Linked DNA regions of Homo sapiens: region 2 is linked to region 1. A link is an interaction called in ENCODE POLR2A ChIA-PET data of the cell type or tissue named here. Cell type or tissue: OCI-LY7. All regions are shown on one strand. Region 1 overlaps AP1G1 (adaptor related protein complex 1 subunit gamma 1). Region 2 overlaps PHLPP2 (PH domain and leucine rich repeat protein phosphatase 2).

Region 1 (2,500 bases):
TTTTCAAGCAATATCAGTGAGTGGGTCCCATCGACAGGGTTCCAGGACCTGGAACACTTTAACAGAAGGAAATGCCGAAGCAGCTTGCACAGTTGCTTTACAGACTTCCAAGAGGCTGATTCTGGCTTCAAGATGGAGCCTTGGAGTTGGTTTTTTTTTTTTTTTTTTTCTTCCCTCAAAGAACCTGCGGTTGCGCTTTGTGTGTTTTGTTTTTGTTTTCCATTTGGGGGCCCCATGGGAAAGAGCTTCTGAACTCTTTCCTTTATGAACTCCCACTGTGTTCCTATAAAGGCCCTTTTCTTTCTTAGTGTTGTAAGTTACATTTTCATTATGCCCCATCACATCTTCTTTACTGTAAAAATATTAAAAAGCTGTTTCCAAGTGGGACAGCTAATGAAGCTCTAATTATTGCAGACATATTTTTGAGATGTAAAAAAAAAAATTTAAAGTTAAATGATAAGTCTTAGAGGCGAGTGAGGAATAAAATGGATGTAAACATTTACATGGGATGCATTAGAATTCTGCTGTGTGTACTGTCTTTTGGTTGAAACAAATTATGAACAGTGACTAATAATAAAAAGTCAATACCCAATGATTTAAAATTTGCTTCCTTGCTTCTTACAATTGGATTAGAAGACTTAGATGAATTCTTATTCCAGAGGTTGAGCTAACTTACTGACCTGTTAGTATTCCTTTCACACATAAGTCTCACCAAGAGAGGAATTTGAATCACTTAAAAACTTGTAGCCAGGCGCGGTGGCTCACGCCTGTAATCCCAGCACTTTGGGAGGCCGAGGTGGGCGGATCACCTGAGGTTGGGAGTTAGAGACCAGCCTGACCAACATGGAGAATCCCTGTCTCTACTAAAAATACAAAATCAGCCACGTGTGGTGGCGCATGCCTGTAATCCCAGCTACTCGGGAGGCTGAGGCAGGAGAATTGCTTGACCACAGGAAGCGGAGGTTACAGTGAGCCGAGATCACGCCATTGCACTCCAGCCTGGGGTGACAAGAGTGAAACTTCATCTCAAAAACAACAACAACAACAAACTTGTGTTATAGACAGTAAAAAAGTCCTAAGTGCAATTGGACATTTTAACTATAATATGATTAATTTCATGCTTAATCTCCATAGGTCAATTCTCAAGGCAGAGAAACCAAGATGAAATGTATATTAAGGGTGGTTATGGGTTTTCTTTATAAGCTGCTTTTTGTGAATTTTTCAAGTGTATCTGTGACTGGGCAGAGGAAGGCTTGACCAGTCAAAATGAGTTATATTTCATGGTCTATTTTATATGAACTGTGTATTTTGTATATATTAACTTTTGTAGGGATGTGGTCTTGCTATGTTGCCTAGGCTGGTCTTGAACTCTTGGCCTCAAGCAATCCTCTTGCCTCAACTTCCCAAAGTGCGGGGATTACAGGCGTAAGCCACCGCACCTGGCTTGTCTTTTTTTAAGACAGAGTCTCGCTGTGTCACCCAGCTGGAGTGCAGTGGTGCGGTCACTGATCACTTCAGCTTTGACTGCCCTGGTTCAGGCAGTCCTCCCACCTCAGCCGTTCTAGTAGCTGGGACTACTGGCATGCACCACCATGCCTGGCTAATTTTTGTATTTTTTTTTTTCCTTTGGTAGAGACAGGGTCTCACTATGTTGCCCAAGCTAGTCTCAAACTCCTGGGCTCAAGTGATCCACTAGCCTCTGCCTCCCAAAGTTCTGGGATTACAGGCGTGAGTCACTGTGCCTGGCTGTCAACTCTGTGTTTTGGAGGTTGGTAGCTTTAGGTTTTCTGTTATTCTGATGATCCCTGACAGTCCCTTGATTGAGAAAGGGGAGAGTGTGATAGTCCCGATTGAAAAGGGGAAGGGTGTAGGCCCTGGCAGTTATCTAGTTTATGCAGAAGTGCCCTTTGGTACTGTTTGATAAGCAACATTTCTATAATCTTATGTATGAGTTAGTTAAAATTCATAGTTGTTTCTAATATTAAATTTAGTTGGCACCTTCATGTAATTAGAGGAAAATAGAAAAGTTTAGCCAGTAATAGACATTTAACAATACAACAAATAGTATTCAGATCTGAATTTCAATTCAGAAGCACCAAATTAATTTTTATCACTTTTAAGGGTTTTCTATCCTATGTCTTCAATTGTCAATTCAATTGTCCCCATATTTGAAAAATATCAAAATGTTCACAGAAAAATTCTCCAAACTTTGAAGCTAGGTAAACACTGCCTGTTTATTTGGAACCAAAATTAGGAATATCCAAATCTGCTTAACCTATTGGTAGAATAACAAGGGATTTAGGCCCAAAGATGACTTTGTGGATCACTGGAGTGCGTACTAGATATAAATAAGTAAATATAAGTCTCATCTGCTTCCTCTCCCAACATCTGATAGGCATGAGCTTCCCTTCTCCAGACTTCCCATTTTGTAGTGAAGATCTGGAAAAGCTCCTGGCATAAAGAAGGTGTGTGCGTGTGTACATACCAGAGAGGGGAAGCA
Region 2 (2,500 bases), 72 kb after region 1:
ATAGATGTTTTAGGTGGCACAGATTATATAATATCTAAGAGACAATACAAGTTCATCCATTGTACCAAGACTTCATTGTATCAAAATACTTAACATAAATAGATGGTTGGCTAAAACATAGAAATCTTTGTTGTGCTTAGTTTTTTATTGAAACTCCTACCCCTTTGATCCTCCTACCCCTTTCCTTTCTCTCCCCTCCTTCTTTGCCAGTAGTTCAGCATACTACTTTCATCAGTCTCTCTGGAAATGAATCTTAGTCAGTCCATAGATTATTTTATTAAAAGATAATATTATTGGCCGTGTGCGGTGGCTCACGCCTGTAATCCCAGCACTTTGGGAGGCCAAGGTGGGTGGATCACGAGGTCAGGAGATCGAGACCATCCTGGCTAGCATGGTGAAACCCCGTCTCTACTAAAAATACAAAAAATTAGCCGGGCGAGGTGGCGGGCGCCTGTAGTCCCAGCTACTCAGGAGGCTGAGGCAGGAGAATGGCGTGAACCCGGGAGGCGGAGCTTGTAATGAGCAGAGATCACGCCACTGCACTCCAGCCTGGGCGACACAGCGAGACTCCTTCTCAAAAAAGAGAAAAAAAAAAAGATAATATTATTGTTGGCCGGGCGTGGTGGCTCACGCCTGTAATTCCAGCACTTTGAGGGGCCAAGGTGGGTGGATCACCTGAGGTCAGGAGTTTGAGACCAGCCTGGTCAACATGACAAAACTCCATCCCTATTAAAAATACAAAAATTAGCCGGGAGCGGTGGCTCACACCTGTAATCCCAGCACTTTGGGAGGCCGAGGCGGGCGGATCACTTGAGGTCAGGAGTTCGAGACCAGCCTGGCCAACATGGTGAAACCCCGTCTCTACTAAAAATACAGAAATTAGCTGGTTGTTACGGCAGGTGCCTGTAATCCCAGCTACTTGGGAGGTTGAGGCAGGAGAATCGTTTGAACTCAGGAAGCGAAGGTTGCAGTGAGCCGAGATTGCGCCACTGCACTCCAGCCTGGGCAACAGAGGGAGATCGTCTCAAAAAAATAAATAAATAAAATAGAATAAAATAAAGAAATACAAAAATTAGCCGGGCATGGTGGCATACACCTGTAATCTCAGCTGCTTAGGAGGCTGAGGCAGGAGAATTGCTTGAACCGGGAGGCAGCAGTTGCAGTGAGCTGAGGTCACACCACTGCACTCCAGCCTGGGTGACAAGAGGGAGACTCCATCTCAAAAAAAAAAAAAGAATACTATTGTTGGGATAGTTTTTGTAAAATACAGAAGAATATATGGTTTAATCTTCCTTCACCTCCCACAGCCATATCACAACCCTGAAAATTGATCAGAAACCTTTGCCAACCACAGATTCTACAGTTACGTCAACCTTCTGGAGCCATGGACTGGCTGAGATGGCAGGGCAGAGAAATAAGTGAGTATATTGGCCATGGAGACTGAGAAAGAAAAAAGGCAGCCCCTGGCATCTGAGAACTGGCCTGATGCTCATAATAGCTAGGCCATGTTGTTCTGTTGTACACAGACAAATCATAGAACATCAGCGTCAGATAAGATCCCTTTGGGATCATGATAACGTTTTAAGACAAAAACAATACTAATGTGTAGTCAACAGAATACCAAACACCCCCTTTCATGGCTAAGATGGGTAGATGCTACTTTCTTTACCAGTTACAGCTTTATCCTTCTGCTAATTTTCCTTCCCTATAGATAAGTTTTATACCCAGCAATAGAATGGCCTCACTTTCTGATGACACCCAGTCTAGTATGATCCTCTTCCTTAGACCCTCCCCAAAGTGACCAAACCAAAGTCCAAACCCTATACTGGGTTCTTTTCAGCAAGACTTACCTGTATACCCCGGGGTTCCATGGGGTGCACTCTCATTTGCTATAAGGGGTAATAAACTCAACTTTTTCAACCATAGGTGTGCTCTGGTGGTCTTTGACTGATAGGCCTTGACAAAGCTAATCCTTAGTCACTACTAAGAGAAAGTGCTTTATCTTACCAGCCTTTGGCAGCATTGCAAAGCTAATATGTACTGCCCATGAATGCGACTGTTTCCCCTTTCCTTAGGACATTAGCTCTTTCAGATGTTGCTTAATTATCATGTCTAGGGACTTTTCTTACGTGTAGATTACGATTTGCTAGTAGTCTTTGCCACCTTTAATTAATACTTACTTTTTAAAAGAATGCTCCTGGCCAGGCGCGGTGGCTCACACCTGTAATCCCAGGACTTTGGGAGGCCAAGGTGGGCGGATCATGAGGTCAGGAGATCAAGACCATCCTGGCTAACATCTCTACTAAAAATACAAAAAAATTAGCCCAGCGTGGTGGCAGGCACCTGTAGTCCCAGCTTCTCGGGAGGCTGAGGCAGGAGAATGGCGTGAACCTGGGAGGTGGAGCTTGCAGTGAGGCAAGATCATGCCACTGCACTCCAGCCTGGGTGACAGTGCAAGACTCCCTCTCAAAAAAAAAAAAAAAAAGAATGCTCCCTGGAG

The links. Peaks named below come from ENCODE experiments on the same cell type or tissue, not always from the same donor. Only the 100,000 strongest peaks of a DNase experiment are listed, where the experiment ranks them.
Region 2: POLR2A ChIA-PET joins it to region 1 with 5 read pairs; 4 of 35 experiments call an interaction of 5 or more read pairs at or near these places.

What each region holds. Positions count from the first base shown.
Region 1 is chr16:71,727,102-71,729,601 of GRCh38, reverse strand. AP1G1 (adaptor related protein complex 1 subunit gamma 1) reads left to right here. Exons shown (of 23, transcript NM_001128.6): 23 at 1-602. Among named protein-coding and RNA genes, the nearest start is that of PHLPP2, 3.7 kb to the right of the region's middle. RefSeq lists a silencer at 1,476-1,545. In OCI-LY7, no CTCF peak of the experiment used is centred here; a DNase peak (open chromatin) is centred at 1,471; H3K27ac peaks cover 1,834 bases.
Region 2 is chr16:71,655,489-71,657,988 of GRCh38, reverse strand. It overlaps PHLPP2 (PH domain and leucine rich repeat protein phosphatase 2), which reads left to right. Exons shown (of 19, transcript NM_015020.3): 16 at 1,308-1,418. Among named protein-coding and RNA genes, the nearest start is that of MARVELD3, 31 kb to the right of the region's middle. In OCI-LY7, no CTCF peak of the experiment used is centred here; no DNase peak of the experiment used is centred here.